3 separate regions of the Mus musculus genome follow, and regions 2 and 3 are each linked to region 1. Evidence: chromatin loops called from intact Hi-C (ENCODE). Cell type or tissue: gastrocnemius. All regions are shown on one strand. Links, peaks and the distances in the headings refer to the core of each region. The heading gives the core; the rest is flanking DNA.

Region 1 (7,133 bases), core at 1,094-6,093:
GAAGATATGGGCACAGGGGAAAAATTCCTGAACAGAACAGCAATGGCTTGTGCTGTAAGATCGAGAATTGACAAATGGGACCTCATGAAACTCCAAAGCTTCTGCAAGGCAAAAGACACCGTCAATAAGACAAAAAGACCACCAACAGATTGGGAAAGGATCTTTACCTATCCTAAATCAGATAGGGGACTAATATCCAACAATATCTAATAAAGAACTCAAGAAGGTGGACTTCAGAAAATCAAATAACCCCATTAAAAAATGGGGCTCAGAACTGAACAAAGAATTCTCACCTGAGGAATACCGAATGGCAGAGAAGCACCTGAAAAAATGTTCAACATCCTTAATCATCAGGGAAATGCAAATCAAAACAACCCTGAGATTCCACCTCACACCAGTCAGAATGGCTAAGATCAAAAATTCAGGTGACAGCAGATGCTGGCGAGGATATGGAGAAAGAGGAACACTTCTCCATTGTTGGTGGGATTGCAGGCTTGTACAACCACTCTGGAAATCAGTCTGGCGGTTCCTCAGAAAATTGGACATAATACTACAGGAGGATCCTGCAATATCTCTCCTGGGCCTATATCCAGAAGATGTCCCAACCGGTAAGAAGAACACATGCTCCACTATGTTCATAGCAGCCTTGTTTATAATAGCCAGAAGCTGGAAAGAACCCAGATGCCCCTCAACAGAGAAATGGATACAGAAAATGTGGTACATTTACACAATGGAGTACTACTCAGCTATTAAAAAGAATGAATTTATGAAATTCCTAGGCAAATGGATGGACCTGGAGGGCATCATCCTGAGTGAGGTAACCCAATCACAAAGGAACTCACACAATATGTACTCACTGATAAGTGGATATTAGCCCAAAACCTAGGATACCCAAGATATAAGATACAATTTGCTAAACACATGAAACTCAAGAAGAATGAAGACTGAAGTGTGGACACTATGCCCCTCCTTAGAATTGGGAACAAAACACCCATGGAAGGAGTTACAGAGACAAAGTTTGGAGCTGAGACGAAAAGATGGACCATCTAGAGACTGCCATATCCAGGGATCCACCCCATAATCAGCATCCAAACGCTGACACCATTGCATACACTAGCAAGATTTTATCGAAAGGACCCAGATGTAGCTGTCTCTTGTGAGACTATGCCGGGGCCTAGCAAACACAGAAGTGGATGCTCACAGTCAGCTATTGGATGGATCACAGCGCCCCCAATGGAGGAGCTAGAGAAAGTAGCCAAGGAGCTGAAGGGATCTGCAACCCTATAGGTGGAACAACATTATGAACTAACCAGTACCCCGGAGCTCTTGACTCTAGCTGCATATGTATCAAAAGATGGCCTGGTCAGCCATCACTGGAAAGAGAGGCCCATTGGACACGCAAACTGTATATGCCCCAGTACAGGGGAACGCCAGGGCCAAAAAAATGAGAATGGGTGGGTAGGGAAGTGGCGGGGAGGGTATGGGGGACTTTTGAGATAGCATTGGAAATGTAATTGAGGAAAATAGGTAATAAAAATATTAAAAAAAAGAAATACATATTAATTGTTTCCACGACACAGATAAGATTTGAAGATATAAGTAAAATACCCACATTCACTCATGTAATGCATAATGGAGCTGGGATTTGAACTTGTGTCTCCCTGGTACTGGGATTTGAACTTGTGCCTCATTGGTACTGGTCCACGGCACTGTGATGTCAGGGTGAAGACAGTAGAGGAAGGAAGAGGATGGAACCGAGACCTGCTGGTGACTGACTAGATCTGAGGTACCTCAGAGGTTTTGAGCTGAAAATACACAAATGGTCACATGCTGTCTGGGGTACTGAGAGATAACCAGCTAGAATTAGCCACATCGGGTCATACAGAATACAATTTGAATCCCAGAGCAGGGCAGAGGTGGATTAGGGAGAGCACCATATTGAGGCATCAAATTGGGTAGCAGATAGGCAAGTTTGTTTAGAGTCTGTCACGGATTTTAGGGCTTCTCCCCCTTTTAAATAGCTGTTGATACTTTGTCAGTGTTGCCTCTTTTGTTACTTTTATTTCAGATAAAGCCCTTCCAGAGAAACTCACAAGGAACCAGACATGTTTTCAGTGTCTGTCTGTTAGCTTTTAGATGACCCAGACTACTCTTCATTCACGGGAACACTAAATCATCTGCCAAGAGGAGTTTCTCTCGCCAAGTTTTAAACCCGTGCTACAGGAACATGAACTGAGCATGCTCAGTAGTGTGCCGCCTCTATGTGATGATGGGTCTTTCTATATGAATTATACAGCTACACAATGTGGACTGTCAATATCATTTAATACATATTCCACCAACTTAAAGAAACAACTCTTTCCTTTACAGAGACACTAACTTCGTGAATCAGCCCTGGGGCCTTCCCTGTGCAAGCAATGAACTCTCTGCTCTTTTATCTTTTGCTTGTGTTTCCTGGTTTGGTCCTCACCAGGGGCTAAGACCACAGCTTTCAGTCACACATTAGAACCAGGAAACATGGAAGAGAAAGTTACTCTAGTGCTGGATGTGAGAATGCCTGGATTAATTGAGAAAGCAGTTCACCCTCAGTTATAAATGACCCCAAATGTGCTTCTGCATCTGTTTGAGATGATATTTCTTGTGTCTCTAGCGTCACAGAGCGATTTCCGTGACAAGAAACACGTAGATGTGTCAGACAGCTGGACACTCAGCGGTAGATCGTCAGGCAGTCCTGGAAGTGGGTCTGCATTTCTAAGTCCTCACATCAACAGTTCTTATACTTTCCACATTTGTATAAGTAGAACGTGCTGGCAGGGTGTGAAACATTACACACATGCTCTGTTAGTAAATGATGTGCCGGCAGTGTGATTTATGTCCTGTAGGCACACAACTTCCTCTCCTTCAGAAGAGGGCTCTAGACAAGCTAGGGTCTACAAGTGGCTCTGCCAGGGAGTTGAAAGCCCACCAAACTCAAGGACCCAAATCTCCTCGGGTCACCCGAGGCTTTGGCCGGAGAAGCCCGTGGGAACAACCTCTAGAGTTTGATCTGGAGTATGGTCCTTTTTTCTTCCTGTCCTTCTCCACAGGAAGAGGTACTGAGCAATATCCAACTTGTCTCCAGTGCTAACGACTCTAAGCACTCCAGGCTCCTCCAGGCCCATTTCTTAGGACAAGCTCTGTGATAACTAAAATCAGAGACAGCTACCTCCATCTTTCTACATCAAAGAAAAAGAAGAAAAATGGCATAGTATTTATAGCTAATTCAAAACAGCTGAATTGTAAGTATCCCCCTTGCACACAATGTCCATCAGGAGAAGAACATACCCAGATTAATTTAGAAAGCATTTTAGACTAATTTAGCTATAAGTGACCAAAATGTGCTTTTGCATCTGTTTGGGATGACATTTCTTGGGCATGGAGCACTGTGCAGTAATTCCCGTGACAGTAAACACATAGACTTGCTATTTGATAGTTGCATAACTGTGGTTTGCTTTTGCTTGCTCTTGGAGGTGAAGAGCTGGCTGTCTGCTTTTTGTTCCCCCCATCTCACCCGCAGGCGGTGAGGTGGAAGCAACCAAATGTAAACTGCACCAAACTGGGGGTGGAGGTGGGGGTGGGGCAGGAAATAGTTAATATGCCAATTGCATGTAAGATATCTGGTCAGTTTCTCTGAATTGTCTTTCAGCTCAATGTGCCCGAGTGGCAATGCTCATGAATAACCAGCAGAGGGCAGCCACGGCCTCCTAATACACTGGGAAGGCTCTTCCTGCCATCCATGAAATAAGCTTCAGAGAACAAACTCTTGCTTGCATCTCTAACAGTTTCTCCCAAACATTGGATAAGTCACCACACAGTGGGAATAACTCAGGTTGCGCTCTGCTGTCACGTGACTTAGATGGAAGCTCAATTCTTCTATGTTCTAGCTGTGGACTGGCTGCACTTATAGTTAACCTCAAATGGAGACAGTTATAACATCCACTTTATATGTGGGCTTACTGCGAACGTGTAACAAATTAGTATTCATTGTACATCCAGAACAGAGCCCAGTATACAGTGATGTATGGTATGTGTTCTTGTGGCTACAGTATTACATCAGTCTTTGTTTATGTTTCAGAGTCCCAGATAAAGTATCCAAGAAGGAAGTGTCATGACTCAAGAAGGAAGAAGTCAAGGCTTGGATGGGTCTCAGGCCAGGTGGCCAGAAACTACTTAGATGGGGGTGGCTGTGGTCAGGAGGAAGGAGGACAGGGAAGTGTCTCTGAGGAGGGAGGGAGGAAGAAGCAGAAGCTGTCTTGAGTTAGTTCATTTCTTCCCTGAAGTAGTCAGAGACCTGAGCTTGGACCACTGAGGGGTCAGCAGGGGTCTTGCACAAGAAGACCTCCAAGTGAGCAGAAGGCTAGTCTTCTTAACTGTGTTCAAGCAGGATGCAATTAGCTGCAGTTGGGGAGGGCATCCTGGGCGCCTCTCCTCTGGGTGAAAGACAGAGAAAGAACAGGAAATCTTGGTTACCACATAGCCAGCATGGCAGTGGCTGAGGCAGCAGTTAATGTTCTGGCTTCTGAGCAAAACCGAGAATGCAGTAGTAGAGAGTGGTACCCAGCAGGTGGAGTGGGTGGGGTCCACAGCAGGAGAGAAATCTTTCTTTGAGCGATGCTGCAGAGACCCCTGGCTAGGAGTCTGAAGTAAGCGCCAGTAAGTTGTGTATGGTCAGGAACCACATCTTATCTAACCTTCCATTGTAGCATGGCACATCCTTGCCTACCTGACCTCCAAATAACTCTGGCTGGCTGGTGAGATACAACTGAACGCACACTGCACGTTGTTTTTCCTCCTCTGACCCGTTAGCTGATGGCTGCCCACATTTCTGTGCTCCTCTGTGGTTACAAATAGCTCAGCGATGCCCACCCTCCCCACCCAGTCTGGCCTGTACTAGACAGGGAGAATAGGGAAGAAACACTGAATTAAGAGTGAGTATCAGGGCTGTGTTGTTACTGCAGCATAACTCGGCCTGTACTGCCTCACCCCTGTGCGGCCCTTTCCCACACTCAGTGCCCCTTGCCACTTCTCTCAACCCCTCACTTGATACTCTGGCAGGTACAAGGACAGGGACGCACCATCTCAGGTTCCAGATGGTGAAACAGGCCTTCCCAGAGCTTTAACTGTTCAAGGTCCCCAAATCAAAGTGAAGAGGCTGAGACTCGACCTCAAGCCCCAGGACTGTGTTGTTCTTTCCACCTCCCCTCCCTAGCCTGGCACGAAATCCAACACTAAAAACGATAGCCCGACTTGACTAGCCGTGGGCCATGAGTAGTACCACGTTTGTCCCCAAGATGATGGATGTGTGGGTAAAGATGACTGCTTTCACAGACACCAAGGTCAGTGAAAGGATGCTGCTCTTGGGGGTCTCAGGGCCCACCATTGCCTGGGAGGCTCTCTCACTCCAGTTCAGAAACAAGCACCGACATGTCATGCTTCATCCCGTGATCTGTAATGGAGGCCTCGCTGCTCCAGTTCGCTTCTCCGTCATGCCCTATCTGTCCTGCTCCAACCATAATCATCTTGACCTTGAGTTCTCTCCATCTTTGCACCTATACTCCCTTCCTGTCAAATTTTCCTGGCCTCAAGGCTCAGTAACTAGGCGATGTGTTCTCCGCTTAGGAGTTCAGCATAGGCCGTGGCAAGGCTGGAGTCTGCTACTGATTGTGTATGTCATGCCTGGTACTTGGACCTGGCTCTCCGCAGGCTGTATGGGACAGGGGGGCTTCAGAGAGACTCACAGGCTGCAGGATAGGAATCTCAGGGCTGACAACTTTGTTACACTTCCCATCATACCCTGCAACTGGCAGCCAGTTTCACCAGCCAAGGATGGCTTTCTGCTTCTACCCATCCTCCACTGCCCACTTTGAAGGGATCAAAGAGCCCCGTGTGTTTTTCTAATCTCCCTAATCCTCGTCACTATTCCAGCGAGGACACAGGTATCATCACTGCCATTTTTCAGATGAAACGAAGGCCCAGACACTTTTAGTGACAGACCCAAGGTCACCCCCACTGGCTGGTGTCGGGGCGGCGACGGGAATGGAACCGAGGCGGCTGCCCTCCCAAGCCGTCGGCCTCCATTAGACCCCGCTGTCCCTTTGGACTCCCCCTGCTGTATTAATTGAATATCAGGTTCTTCTTCACTTCCTGCCCGAAACAGAGCAACAGCTGCCGCTCGTCCTCCCGAGCCGCTGGCTGTACTTCAGTGGTGGGTGAAGCTATGCTGGGATAGAAAGTGGGCGAAGCCTTTCAGGATAAAGGGGTCATCAACACGGAAGGTATAAAAGAGATGGCTTGACTTTACTGCTCTTCCTGACTTGCAAATGACATCATGACGGGACCAGGCTAAGAGGGAAAACGGCTTAGGAGGGTGAGTATGAGAGTTGAGAGGGAATGTGGAGGAAAAGGAAGGAAGGAAGGAAGGAAGGAAGGAAGGAAGGAAGGAAGGAAGGAAGGAAGGAAGGAAGAGAAGTCAAGATGCACTTGCCATTGGATAAGAAACTTGGTTAAGAAACAGGGCAGTAGGGGACAATATTAGTGGTATGGGCCCTGCAGTGTGTGTGACATTGGTGGCCTAGGTTGAGATTCTTTCCTTAAGGATGAGGCTGTAGAGTTCTAGCAGCACTTGCAGACCAGAGGACAAAGATTCTCTTCCTCCTACTCAGCCAATTGCTTAGCGCCTATGCCTGTGGAAAGAAACTCCAGGGTACACAGAATTACTTGGGCTACAAGGTGAAAGCAATAGTTCCTGAGCCTTATCCTGAGAGGCTGGGGCCCAGGACAACTATTGATTGCTGTGTAGGGCCCACCCAGGGGAGACGGTCAGTGGCCATCCATGGTCAAGAATCTCTGCACCTGTCCCCACACACACTACACTACAGAGAGGCCCTTTCGTATGAAGAATCAGTGGTATGACCCCAGGACGAGCAGCCCACTTGTATCTGGAGGTCCTGCCTCTTCTGCTGATTTTGTGGAGCAGGTCCCGAGGCCTGTCTGCAGTCTGCAGGCTGAGTGGGGCTCCTCCTGCGGTTTCAGTGCCCAGAGGAGATGGGAGGAGAAGGGACTTTTGCGTCCTTGGAAATCTGAGCAGTTTAGTC
Region 2 (7,133 bases), core at 2,134-7,133, 350 kb after region 1:
ATGAACAGAACATTGTCCAATCTGATCCTTGTCGAAGAAACTGCTAGACCTCATCAGTAACTCTTTCCCAAAGCTATAACTGACTAATTATGAAAACCAGTTTGCTCCAAAGAGATTGTCTTATTTCAGCGTTTTGGAAAAATAAAAATAAAAGACTATTGCAGTACCTTTTCCTTTTTTCTTTTTTAGGTGGCCTAAAGACAAATTTATCTTCTTGTCATGAGTAAGAATATCTTCAGGGAAAATGGCAGGTCAGGAGTAAGCAAGCACGGGACAAATCCCTGCCCCATAAAGCAATGACTTTGAAAAGGAAATTGCCCTGCTTAATGATGGCTTCCATTTCAGCCATCACGACCCCAAGTTTCCAGGTACTCAGGTCATAGGCACAGCAGCTGAGAAATCCCATTGAGAACTCTCCTGGGACTGTCTGTGAGTGGCGACCACAGGCTTGCCCACCCCTCTGCTCTACAGCTCTGAGTAAGAACGCAGGCACAGTGTGTGTGAGTCTTGCTTGCCTTCCTCTGAGAGAGTCTTACTTGGCTGTGGTCTTTCCATACTCACGTGCTACACTGACCTAAGACCCTGGAACACAGACCTTTGTTTAGGTATGGTTCACTTAGAGATCCAGAGAAATCCCCAGGAAGGTAGAGTGACGTAGTAAGTTAGCCAGGGCTTCAAATATTAGCCAGAATAAATGTGAACATTTATTCCTTCTGATCTTTAAGCAGGGTTTTCTAGATGAAAAGCAGAGATTTGGGGACAAAGTAAGAATTCACAGCTGCTGTTACTGCTGTTCGGTTAGAGGGCATTAAGGAAGCCAGAACAGTCCTGCAAACTGGTGTCTTCCAGACAGTGAGGAGGGCCAGGTTCAAATCCAGCATACCCTGTGTCCTCAAGATGATGGAACCTCAGAGCTGTGTGTCTTTCCCTTTCAATTTCTTGGGGTGCAGAAGTTATAACATCAAGCCATATACTTATTCCCAAGACACCAAACGTCTACTTCTAGCTTTCCTGTGTCTGAAGTGTTCATTTCAGAAGAAAGTGCTCTGCTCCTGTGTACCTGGAGTAACCCTGGACATGACTGGTGTTGAAAATATTTTAACTCTAAAGCTAAATGCTTTCAGTTTCGCCAGGCATAATGGCACATGCTTTTAATTCCAACACTCTGTGAGTTCAAGGCCAGCCTGGTCTCATAGTAAGTTCCTGGACAGCAGAGAGACAGTGTCTCATAAAAAGAAAAAAGAAAGGAAGGAAGGGAGGAAGAGACGGAGGGAAGAAGGAAGACAGAAAGGAAGGAAGGAAGGAAGGAAGGAAGGAAGGAAGGAAGGAAGCAAGCAAGCAAGCAAGCAAGCAAGCAAGCAAGCAAGCTTTAATTTTAAGAATAGTGGATATTCTTCCCGAGCCCAACACTCTATCCTGGTGTATAGCACCTCCATACACACAAACAAAAATCAAATCAATCTTTAAGCAGGCATAGGGGAGATGTTGAATTCTCCACTCCAGGGCCTAGGGCGATCTGAGTATGTGCTGTGCTTTCTCCAGGGCTTCTGCCAGCAGCATACAGTACAACTCCAGCACATGAGCCCATCATGTACACGCCCATCAAACCAGTTCTCACTTTATTTTCCACACCAAGTGCACATGTCTGTGGATGATGCTATGGTATGAGTGTAAAAGCCCCCACCCCCCAAAACCCCTGTGTTTAAACACTGGAAGTTCTATTTTGAGAGCTTGTAGAACCAACTGGACTTTATGCCCAGTTAAGCAGGGCAGGAATACTGCTCTAGTGTCATAAGAATGAAGCTTGTGGGCTATCTCTGCTTCCTGATCCACGGATATGTTATGCCTCAAGCTCTTGCGACCATAGCTAGAGCCCCAGCCACGGTGCCTACCTCGCATAAAACCAAAATAAATCCTTCCTCCCTTAAGTTGCTTCTTGTGAAGCATTTGGTCTCAGTGATAAGAAACTAATATGAACGGGTAAGCTTATGAAGGAAGGAAGTTGTTGAACAGAGGAACAGCTAAGACTCCAAGTGTCTGCCACTGACACAGCTTTTTCTGTGTGAACAACCACTGTACAAGGAAAGTGGAAAGGGACCCCAGACAGGGCCCTCAGCAAAGGGCCGAAGCTGTTGTTTCTGAGACATGAACAATTTGGATTCAGATGGCTGGCCCAGGCATTGCACCTGATCTGAGGTCTGCGCATCTCCAGGGCGACCTGGCATCTCCGAGGAGGCCTGATTAAGAAGTTCAGTCCAGCTCAAATGTTTTGTGAGTGCCTAGCAGCAGATACTTGCACTAAAGAAGTTTAAATGGGAGATCAACAGAGAGCTCTGCAGTTGGTAGCAGGAGCAGAAGCCAAAGAACACCAGGAGGAAATCAGGGAGTGAGCGAGGAGCTGAATAGTCCAGGCAGCTAAGCCCCGTTAGTAGGGACAGGCAGATGCCTGGTTTTGAGGGGGCAGACGGATAACCCCAGCCCAGAGCTGCATCCTGAATGACCTTCCAGTTCCTGGACTTCAATCCAGTTTTCGTGAGGCCTGGCTGAGTGGCCTTTCCGGAAGGCTTTTGGGTGACACGTGGCTGAGTGGAGGAGATTCCGGTCAGCCTTCCTTCCACAGTTAACTCAGTGGCAACTGTCCCCTGGAGCCCCTCACCTGATCAACACACTACTCAAGGCCTAGCACACAGCAAGAGCTAAATAAGTCCAGGCGTTTTGTTGTTACTGTTGCTGTTGTTTCGTTTTGTTTTGTTTTCGGGCCTGCCTAGTGAAAAGCTTTAAAATGAAAAATTAAAAAATTAAAAATCATATATGATTTAAAAAAAAACCCAGCACTGATTCAAGTCAGCTTTGGATTCCAAAATAATGCTGGACTGAACATGGATACATTTTCCCTCAGCCCATTTCTAAGCCCATGTACACTGCTACTATGCATCTATCAAAGAAGGAAGCACCCATCACACTCTGTAGACAACAGAGAGCATCCTTGCTTCCCTGCAAGGTGTTGTTGAAAGAGCTGGTTTGCACTAGGTTTAATCTCTCAATCACAGTAAGTTAGAAAGAACAATTTCCCTGCCCACAATAACTTCACTGATAAGCCTCTAAAGTGGCTGATCTTTGACTCTGGGTACTTGTAATAATATGTCATCTTCCCCCCCACATTGCCACACACATTACCCCTATCTATTGTCTCAGCTTCTTCCAGAACACATACTCCCCAACAACTGGATGAGTCATAAGAGGAGAGGGGTGTAGATGTCAATTGAGCCTGTTTATGCTTTCACCTTCTCCGACTAATAAAATTAAGGAGGTCCTACTACATTCAAGCCCGGTCGGTGGCTGCCGGTAAACAGGTTTCCCTAGCAGAGACCTACCTTATTTAGCACATATCAAAGACAGACCGGATTCCATACCTATGTGGATGGGACGTATTTACAGTTCAGCCATATGCAAAGGGTGCAAGAGCCTGTCCTCCTCTTGTCCTCTACAAAGAAGGCTCCTGGCTTCTGGTGTTCAGCTAACCAACAGGAGAAAATGCAGAAAAAGGTCTGTCCTCTCCCCCTTTTTTCAGAGCGCTAGAAGGAAGGCTGAGTCCCTCTCGCTGGAAACTGCACCCAGTCCTTGCTTAGGTTCGCCAAATAACTTTTTCAAAACTCTTGAACAAAGGCAGGTTTATGCCCTACCTTCCCTGACCTCTCCCTGATCAAGTGATCTTACGCCTCTGGAATTGTGATTTTGAATGTATGTGCCTACCCCACGTCTGGTATTGTATTACAACAGCATGGAAATGAAGCCTAGGTCTGAGAAGCCGGCCAACCTCAGAAGCCTTCTTCATTGCCGGCCATGTAATACATGATATGCAAAGCCTCTGACTTCAGCCAGCAGATATTTGGAGACCGTGTTGGCCCTAGCCTGGGGACTAAACTAATGTGTGTTTAGGTCAGAAAGCGAATCAGAAAAGCCACTGGAGGGCACGTCACGCAGTGAGAGCTCTATAAATGCATCCCCACTTGCAGCGTGCCCTGGCAAACACTCTGTTCTCCTCTCTCGGCTGTTCCGCGCTTCTTCTTCTCGGTGCTGGGAAAACTTCTCGGTGCAGGCTGCTTGTCTTCTCGCCCCTGCCTTCTGTCCTGCAGAAAACCGGGAGGGCAGGACACTCGGAGGAGGAAGGACAGCCTTCGAAGGGGACGAGGAAAGCGCCGAGGTAGCCTCCAGCAGGCAGAGCGCCCTCCCTCGGAGCGCCAGACGCTTTTACCAAGTTGCGATTGCCCCCTGGGGCTGCTGTGAGCCGAGCTCAGCGCACGTTCCTGTGGATCTACCCTGCTAGAAAACGCGAGCCCCGCCGCGGTTCCTGCAAGCCCCGTGAAGAGGCTCTCGGAGTCACCCACTCGCACCCCGCACCGGGCTCCCGCAGCTCCGGTGCCTTTTGCCCGGATCTCCGTCCCTCCCCCACACTCAGGCCGCCGTTGCCGCCGGACCCCCTCCCCTCCCCCCTCCCGGTTCGGCGCCCCCCTACTCCCCAATCCCGGCCCTCTGGCCCGGGCTCTCCACGGCCAGCCTGCGCTCCTGGCGCCCTCATGTCTTCAAGGGACTGCCAGCGCGGTTTGACGTGGTGTCTCGTTCGGATCTCCAGGCAAGACCTCGGCAGCATCAGACAGGCCCGCCTCGCACTCGCAGCCACCGCGCCCCGAGGAGGTGCAGAGTGAGGCGACCGCCTCGGAGCCACCCGCAGCGCCCGGGGCCCCGTGCTGCTCCAGCCCAGAGCGAGCGCCGCGCGCGCAGCCGTGCCACTCCTCAGCCAAGGCAGGGGCGGCTGCTCAGACTTAGTCTTCTTGGGGTCCAGGAGGCCGGTGTGCGAGGTGTCGGCAGCCTTCGCCCTCCTCGCGGCGGCGGCGGCGGCGGCTGGCACGGTGGCCGCCGCCTCCTGCGTGTCCTCGCTGCCCGGCGCGACCCCTGGATTGCGTGCTCTTGCTCCCGACCTTCTGGGCGGGGCCCCGCGCTCCTGCCCGAGGTCCGGATGGGTCTCCTGGATGGGATTCGGGCCACTTGGAGTTAATGTCCAACTGGGGGTCTACGGAGACCGGATCCGAGGTAAGAGAGGGAAACGTGCTGGAGGGGACAGGGCGGGCGGCGGTTGCGTCGTCTGAAGGCAGAAGGGCGCGGCTGGACCCCAAGCGGGCGACCGAGTGTAAAGTAGGAAGGCTAGGAACCGGAGGGAGGCTAGACTTGCGGAGGATAGGTTGTCTTTTCCGCTTGAACAAAAAAAGTACAGACAGAGACCCTGGTGTCCTGGAACCCTGAAAAGCCAGAGAAGGGTAATTCCCCTACCTCGCTCTGTACAGTCCTGGAACCCAGCGTGCGAGACTTGGCTAGCTACTAACCCACCGCAGCCAGCGTCTTTTCCAGAGTGCAACTGCAGCGTTATCATAGCTCGGAATGTTACTTACTGTTGAGCTTGTTTGGGTCTGTTCTGGGAGAAAGCTAAGCCCTGGGAAGGAGGGCTGCAAAGGTGCTGTGAACCTAAAAATAGAGGGCTCGCCTCCTCTAGAGAGATTTTGCAAAGCGGAATTCCTCCCCTCCTCTGGCCTTTTGCTTCAACTTTGTAAATGCCCTTATGCGGGGTCGAGATTAGGGAAGTAGCTCCTTACAGCGAGCGCCTCGGCCTTAGGATTCTGTCTGGAAAGACTCTTAGGAACCCTCCAGGTCCCCGCCAGGCCTTGGGGTGATTGTTTTAATTACCTCTTCCTCTTCTCTTTGGCACTCTGTGTCTCTTCCCCCAACACCCCCTCACCCCCACCCACACACTACTTTGTACCACTTCAAGGCAGATTTTGAATGGGGATGGTTTCCAGCCCCACGCAGGGAAAAGGAACCCATGAATCGGGAGTAGGAAGGCACTTTAACAGGTTCCTCCCTGCTTGCAATCTTGCCTGTAGCAGAATCTGCCTGCAGGGCGGATGGGTACACCACGGGAAGCTTGTCTAACTTAGCCCTGAGTTCGCCAAGTTTGTGCTCTTTGACCGGGATAAAGGCAACTCTGCCAGTTCCTTTAGGGAATATGTTAGAGAGCGCTCGACTCACGCTTCCTCGGTGTTTTGAATACGTGTTTAAGATGCAACTAGCCCAGTAATTATGCTCCTCCTCTCTCCAAACCTCCAAAGACGGATTCGCAGTTTCTTTCTTGCCCTGACCATGCCCTCCCTCTCTCTGAGCTTTGGTGGGGGAGGTGTCTTTTAAACAAGTGACAAGTGTGTAGTGTCCGGTTAGCCCGCGGCGTTTCTAGCCCGCATCTGCACGAGATTCTTGTGCTCTGGGGCCTAGAACTCTACCTTGGCTCCTCTAATAAACAGAACCACCCCTGGCTTTTTTCCCCGGGAAGCATCCCATATTTTCTCCCTTTCTCCATCTTGGGCTGGCCACTTATAGGGCAGTGGTAAGAGAATGCGTCCTCAGTCAAGGACACTGAGCACAGTGAATACAAGCAACAGATCTTTTAGTAATTTCTGCCCAGACCCTACAGGAAACACCCGAATTTATAGTAAACTCTCCTCCCAGGCCACCAGGTCTTGAAAGCAAATCCCAGACAAACTTTCCAGCCTGCTAGCCCCAAAATGTGCGGGGGGGGGGGGGGCACTGGTGGCAGGGAGCGGCCACCCACTGCAGAGTTTTCTAGGTGATAGAGGATTAGGGGGTCTAAAAGTAGGTTGCCAACCACCTCAGGTGAAATGAGGAGACAGGATATGGGGAAAGAGAATCAAAGAATAGAAACCCGAAAAGTGAGGATTCACATAAGGACGTCTATAGGTCCCTGCACTAGTATGGGGATATGTGGTAGAAACATTGGTTCTTCTACTGTTTTATATTTTTAAATGACAATCCAGCCTACCCGCCGCGGGAAGACAAGGCCCGAGCGGTTTCTAGTGCCCCCTGGTGCCGGGAACTCAGAATTGGTGAGCGGCGATTTGGCAGTCCCTACCGCGGCTTTTCTGAGCATCCTTCAGCCCCCGTCCTAGGTCCCACCTGGTGCCCAAATGCACAGAGCGATCCCTCTGCCCCGCTGGGATGAGTTGATCCCAGATGCAGAGTAGAACCGGCTTTCCAAGTCCGAGAGAGAATGGGGTTCACTTAGCAGA
Region 3 (7,133 bases), core at 692-5,691, 610 kb after region 1:
AGAATAAAAGATGAAGAGAAAGGAATTTAACACAGTGTAAAAGATGGTGGTGGTAGGAATTATCCTTAGGTGCAATGGGGAAGGTTCAGTGAGAGCAGACAGGGCATGCCACAGGAAGAGAAGCCAAGAAGGTCTTGAGTCAGAGGACAAGGCGCACTGTGGGGAGAAATGAGACGATACAAACCAGATGCCCAAGGCAGTCTTTCATGACCATGAGAGGTGGTCAAATGGAAAACCACATTTTTCTCAGAAAAACACAAGGTTTGATTAAAATCTTAAAAAGAAACCTAAACTTTTAGATAGAAGTGTATTTCCTCTAAAAACAGAATTTTAAGTTATCATTTAAAGTACACAGTGAACTTTTTAACTAAATCATATTTAGGAGCTGAAGAGGCCCTGCAGGGGGAAAAGGTATACTGGGGTAGATCCAAGATTCCACAGGATGGGAGGGAGAACTAACTCCTGAAAGCCACCCTCCAAACCGAGTGCACAATGAATTATGGATTGCAAAGTAACATTATTATGACATGGGAACTGAATTTTATATAATTTACTTTGGCAGGATTATTATCTAAAAAGCTACCTTTTGTTTGATCAGTTATAGTTTTCATATCTTGTTTGGTTTTGTTCTTCTGTCTTTCTATTTGTATTTCTGCGAGGTGGTCTTTTGTAGCCAAGGCTGTACTCATACTATTACCAAAGCTGGCCTTGAACTCTTAATCCTCCTGCAGCATGGCTCAAGTCCTGAGATTCCAGGCAAGCACCACCAGAATAGAAAACGGAAGGTCATGAAAGCCCTCACGCAGCTCCCTCTGAGCCTCTTAGCCCATACATTCTAACACACTCAACCATGCTGTTCTTCAACTAGCCACTCTAACACAATCAGGTCCTCCTCTGACATGGTTTTGATGAAGCAGAGAACATCTCAAACACCATTTCCACATACATAGTGAAACTTTACATCAGCAACATTTGCAATTCACATACACATTATCTTGACAGATGTTTACCACAATGTAGGTTTGGATATTTACACGTTAAAAAAATTGTATTTGAAATATGCCTTGTATTATCTACATGCACTAGTGCACCCTCCCCAGAAGACCTTGATCACTGAGAATAAAGGGGCTAGTGAAGTCGCTGAGTGAGCGAGAGCTAGGCTAGGCAAGCATAAGGACTTGGACTTAAAGCCCACATTAAAAATAAACCCTGTGACCTAGCGCTGTGAGACAGAGATGAGAGGACTCCTGAGGACTGCTGCCTGTAAGCCTCGCTCTAGATTCAGAGATAGAGAGAGAGAGAACAAGTGAGTGAGTGAGTGAGTGAGTGTGAGTGTCTCAAGGGAATAAGGTGGAGTATGACAGAGCAGAGCACACATACAGGTGCATATACCAGACACCACACACATACATACACACTACACAGACATGCACACTTAAAACGAATAGAAGAGGGGAAGGGAAAAGAAAGGAGAAAGGGTCCCGACGATCGTGGTACACTCAACAGAAGGTTACTAGATGATTGGTGAACAAAATCAGATTGCTCAGAGGCAGAAAGAACTTGACTGGATAAGGGCTTAAAATGGCATTGCCAAGATAACTGTGGTAGAGTCATCCTGCCTGAGTGCCTCTAAGCAAAACTGAGAAGAGACCAGATTTGGCATGATTTAGTGAAGTACCTAGAGACAAAAGTGACCAGTAGCAAGAACGGCCATTCTGTCATTCAACAGTATTTCTGAGGGGCCTCCTTGATGCCAGGTACCTTTATGGCCACTGGAGATAGAGTAGTCCCAAGACAATGTGAATGCTTACTCTGGGTAGAAAAGAGACAACGGGCCAGGAGTCAAGACCTCCAGAAGACTGAAGCACTGTCGAGCACGGACAAGAGCAGTAGGCCAAGGGGTCACTGACTTGAACTACAACGGAAGCAAAGATCCAAGCGAGACAAGGGGGCACCAAGAGCTTTGGGCACCATGCAGATACAGGACAGAAAAAAGCAGAGGCTCCACCTGGACCATTCTGCTGCTTAAAGGAAAGCAGAGAGGACAACATAGCTAGAGAGACATGAACAGGTCAGGAAAATAAAGGGGATAAAGTCTAAAATTTCTGTAGGAATCAAGTTAAGCTAGACCTCAGAGGCCAAGGCAAGGGACCTGGACTGCTTACAAATGATAGGCATGAACTAGAGGCTTGAGAGTAGGGACATGACAAGATTAGACTTCCGTTGTTTAGTGTGAGTAGAGAAATGAGTATCCTCTGACCTTACAAATAACATCATGATATAAAGTGCCCATGTGCCGATAAAGTGTACCCTAAATAAGAATCTATTAGCTAAAACGCTCTAAGACGAGACAATTATTCCAGCCTTTGTCTCAGTCTACAAGTCACTTGTGACAGTTTATAGAAGTTATTATTTATCAAAGGTCTGGCTAGGCACGATGGTGTGAACCAGTAATCCTAGCACATGGGAGGGAAAGGGGAGATTCACAAACTCAAGGCCAGCCAGACCTGGCTCTAAAAAAAAAAAAAAAAAAAAAAACACTTTCTCTTCCTCTCTAAATAGGAGACAATTGGAATAAAAATGTCTCTCCTTCCCCCTAGTGCCCACTTCGGAGAATGAGGTCTTCACCCTCAGTGAAGCCCAGTGGAAACAGAGTTCTCTAGAAGAAAGCCTCTAGCAGCCTCTGCTGACAGCACTTCGCAGGTGTAACGTTTTAAATAGTAACTATCCTTTGAACTTAAAAGTCAGTAAGCTTCCTCACGGTGTTTTAAAAATAAAACAACTCTTCAAAGTCAACTTCGAGTTAAACTGACCAAAAGCGATAACGAAACCAACAGGTCTGGCAGACCGTCAGGAGGAGCGGGCTTCACCGCCACGCCTCGGAACCTAAGCTCAAGACCACTGCGGTGGTGGCAGGGAGAACCGACTCCTCAAAGCTGGCCTCTGACTCCACGTGCTCCTGCTTGCACACATGCACACACTCACCATATTTACAAGTAAATTAACAGTCTAAAACAGCAGAGGATGGCAGTGACTCAGGGCAGTCCGGTCACACGCGGCGACCCTCACTCTGCTCCTGTGAACTGTTTCACTGTCACGGCGCCTCAGAAAGACTTGACGAGACCCCCGCAACTTCCAATCCTCACCCTTTCTTTCCCTACCCATGAGGAGGAGACTGACGGATACAGGTGGTTGGCAGTGGGCAAGGCCAAGGGGATGAAAGGCTTCAGACAGAAGACAGAGAAACACAGTGGTGGCCCAAACTTGGACTGTCATCTACCAAGAACGTGCCAGCCAGGGAGTCAGACAAAGTTCATGGATAACAGGTGTTCACCACTCAAAAGTCACTGTTACATTTAGCCTTTAGTTACAGTCATAAAACTCAAACTGGCCATTTTCTGTAGTAATGTGAAACAGGATAGCAACGGAAACCTGAGGACAATGAAACCCGCAATAATTCCAAAGTCTCCGTCCGTTCCATTACGTGTTGTAACCTCCTTTGCCTTATAAAAGATAAGATTATGTACAAACGGAAATTTTTAAAATATGATTTTTCAATTCTTTTCTCTGACATTTTCCATCTAAACTGTTGTTGTTTATTTAATTCGAAGAAAAATATAAATAAATCCTCAAGTTCTATTTGAATGAACAATTACCACTAACCTCCACATAAGCAAAGCCTAATAAAGAATGAGTAAAAAGCAAGTTTGACATTAAAAGCAAATAATATATTAACATTTCTAATGCATTAGCTTGAGCAGTGACGGCAACCACAATGCTAGCTAACTACTGAAGGAAACGCACATATTTAAGAGGGTTGCAGATGCTGACCCTTGCCAGAATGCTTGCCCAGCATGGGCAGTGAGGATGTCTAATCCAAAGGAAACTCCAAAAGGCTATCCAAATATCCACGATGGGCTCAACCTGGACTGTAAGAGGATTTCTGGCAGTCAGATAAAAGCCAGCATTCCTTAGGAACTTGTGAAACTGTCTCCCATCTACCAAAGAAGTCATTTCCCTTATAGGGACATATGGTTACCTGTGGTGCCTATGAGCACTGCAAAGCTCATGCTGGCCTCCAGCTGCCTCTAGCTGTCCTCTCCCTCATATCTACAATAAACCCTTGCCCTGAAAACATACCACACAACAGTCAGGTCTTCAGTTTGCACAGAGGCCCTAGGTTAAATTTCCCCATTGAAAAGTAAGAGAGCTGGGCATGGTGGCGCACGCCTTTAATCCCAGCACTTGGGAGGCAGAAGCAGGCGGATTTCTGAGTTCGAGGCCATCTTGGTCTACAGAGTGAGTTCCAGGACAGCCAGAGCTATATAGAGAAACCCTGTCTCGAAAAACCAAAACACAAACAAACAAAAAAAGAAAAGTAAGAGAGAGCCAGCCACAGGGGTTCAAAGCTGTGATCATCAAATTAAAGGGTGGGGGGGGGTGCTTTTCCATGTCCCAGGGCAGTGTGGGCTGGAAAAAAGGCAATGCACTGACACTTTACTAGTGCAGTCTGCAGTGTCCTAGTGCAGTCTGCAGTGTCCTAGTGCAGTCTGCAGTGTCCTAGTGCAGTCTGCAGTGTCCTAGTGCAGTCTGTAGTGTCCTAGTGCAGTCTGTAGTGTCCTAGTGCAGTCTGTAGTGTCCTAGTGCAGTCTGCAGTGTCCTAGTGCAGTCTGCAGTGTCCTAGTGCAGTCTGCAGTGTCCTAGTGCAGTCTGTAGTGTCCTAGTGCAGTCTGTAGTGTCCTAGTGCAGTCTGTAGTGTCCTAGTGCAGTCTGTAGTGTCCTAGTGCAGTCTGTAGTGTCCTAGTGCAGTCTGCAGTGTCCTAGTGCAGTCTGCAGTGTCCTAGTGCAGTCTGTAGTGTCCTAGTGCAGTCTGCAGTGTCCTAGTGCAGTCTGCAGTGTCCTAGTGCAGTCTGTAGTGTCCTAGTGCAGTCTGCAGTGTCCTAGTGCAGTCTGCAGTGTCCTAGTGCAGTCTGTAGTGTCCTAGTGCAGTCTGTAGTGTCCTAGTGCAGTCTATAGTGCCCTAGTGCAGTCTGCAGTGTCCTAGTGCAGTCTACAGTGTCCTAGTGCAGTCTATAGTGTCCTGGTACAGTCTATAGTGTCCCAGTGCAGTCTATATGGTCCTAACTAGCACTGTTCTAGCTCTTCCCTGTCCAGCCCTAGCCATCAAAACTCACTTTACAAAGGGAAGTGGTTAGGACATAGGGACAGGATTCCATCTCATTCTCCCTTAGGGTAGCGCTAGCAATCACTAACTGCATTTATAAAGAAGGCTGGGATCCTGGTTCTTACAGAAACCTTTTGACCTACATTTCTTCATTTTCTATCTCTGAAATGATCCAATCAACTCAGGACACCCCAAGATCAACTTCTCAATACCAAGGAGACAAAGAACAGAGAATAAGAAACAAGGCCATGAGACAGAGAAAGAAAGAGAAGGGGAAGGGAACAAGGGAGGTCCAAGAGTAGGGGACAAAGGACTGCCTCTGGATACAGGAGTCAGATGTGACCCAAAGGAAAATGGCAGTTTATAAAGGTACAAGAGGAAACCCCATGTTAGGGTGAGGTGTTTAATTTTAATTGGGCTTGTTAATTAGGTGAGCCAAAAGGGGCTTTTGATTGCTAGACTTCAATACTTTGATAGCTGGACCTTAGAAGTCAGCCTCAGGAGAAGGAAGTGGTCAAAATGAGGGAATGGACCTTGATGGCTAGCTTTAGGAATGTGCTCTAGGGCTGGAGGATGGCTCAGCGGGTAAGAGCACTGACTGTTCTTCCAAAGGTCCTGAGTTCAATTCCCAGCAACCACATGGTGGCTCACAACCACCCGTAATGAGATCTGATGCCCTCTTCTGGTGCGTCTGAAGACAGCTACAGTGTACTTATGTATAATAATAAATAAATCTTTGGGCCTGAGCAAGCGGGGCCAACCAGAGCGAACAGATGTCCAAAAAAAATTCAATTCCCAGCAACCACATGAAGGCTCACAACTATCTGTACAGCTATAGTGTACTCACATACATAAAATAAATACATAAATAAATAAATCATTTTTTTTAAAAGGAATGTGCTCTAAAGGCAAGAGAGAGAACGGGGAAGAAGGGCGAGCCCCGCCAGAGCCGTGCTGGCCACGATCAAGCACTCAATCTCTACTTCCATTCTGATGTATGATTACAAAACTAAAAAAAGGCAGAATACCAAAAAAGTAACAGTTTTAATATAAAAACATTCAATTCCACTTGACCTCACACACAGTGGGCTAGTCCCTCCCACATTAAAGAAATGACCTCCATACCTGACACCCAGATCTCACCTGAAGCTCCCTCCTCTCTGATGACTCTAGTTTGTGTCAAGTTGACAGAAAACTAACCAACAGGAAGGGAAATGTGAGACAAAATGTTAATCAACATGGAAGACGGAAAAGGGGCACTGAGGATTTGACTGGGATCCACTGGAAACCAGCAAACTCCTTTGTCAGAGACATCTAGTAGGCGAAAGGAAGTAAAGTCTGACTGGGCTGTCATTCGGGGCTTCTGTTTTAGCCTATTCTGATGGAAGATTCAGACATGTCCATAAGAGAATTGGGCACTTAGCTGCATGTTAGTTTTAGAAACAATGGGGTTACCATAAAACCTCCTTTAAAAAAAAATTAATCGAATTCAACTGAGGGAAAGTTATGTTATTTACTGCTATAACTTGTTTCATTAAAGTGTCACTGTCCCTAAAGGAAGCATTTAAAATGCACATTCTCTGTTGAGACCTCTTACTTGAAATTCTCCTGTAAAACAAACACAACAAAACAAAAGAATCATGCTGGAGAGATGGCTCAGCAGTTAAGAGCACTGACTGCTCTTCAAAAAGTCCTGAGTTCAAATCCCACAACCACATGATGGTTCACAACCATCTGTAATGAGTTCTGATGCCCTCTTCTGGTGTGTCTGAAGACAGCTACAGTGTTCTTTTTTTTTTTTTTTTTTTTTGGGTTTTCGAGACAGGGTTTCTCTGTGTAGCCCTGGCTGTCCTGGAACTCACTCTGTAGACCAGGCTGGCCTTGAACTCAGAAATCCGCCTGCCTCTGCCTCCCCAGTGCTGGGATTAAAGGCATGCACCACCACTCCCGGCATGTTCTTAGATATATA

The links. Peaks named below come from ENCODE experiments on the same cell type or tissue, not always from the same donor. Only the 100,000 strongest peaks of a DNase experiment are listed, where the experiment ranks them.
Region 2: a loop joins it to region 1, with 8 times the contacts of the local background. A loop is called at or near these places in 30 of 42 quality-filtered maps.
Region 3: a loop joins it to region 1, with 13 times the contacts of the local background. A loop is called at or near these places in 9 of 42 quality-filtered maps.

The regions. Positions count from the first base shown.
Region 1 is chr15:7,456,571-7,463,703 of GRCm38, forward strand. All of the region lies in intron 2 of Gm41262 (a long non-coding RNA gene), which reads right to left. Among named protein-coding and RNA genes, the nearest start is that of Gm41262, 8.1 kb to the right of the region's middle. In gastrocnemius, for the core only: a CTCF peak has its summit at 3,719 (motif pointing right); a DNase peak (open chromatin) is centred at 3,718.
Region 2 is chr15:7,806,024-7,813,156 of GRCm38, forward strand. It overlaps a transcript of Gdnf not described here. Among named protein-coding and RNA genes, the nearest start is that of Gdnf, 6.0 kb to the right of the region's middle. In gastrocnemius, for the core only: CTCF peaks have their summits at 4,159 and 6,927 (motif pointing left); DNase peaks (open chromatin) are centred at 4,329, 4,647, 5,050 and 6,958; H3K4me3 peaks cover 3,109 bases; H3K27ac peaks cover 1,107 bases.
Region 3 is chr15:8,062,802-8,069,934 of GRCm38, forward strand. The region is part of intron 5 of Wdr70 (WD repeat domain 70); the gene reads right to left. Among named protein-coding and RNA genes, the nearest start is that of Wdr70, 33 kb to the right of the region's middle. In gastrocnemius, for the core only: a CTCF peak has its summit at 2,686; a DNase peak (open chromatin) is centred at 2,941; H3K4me3 peaks cover 857 bases; H3K27ac peaks cover 564 bases.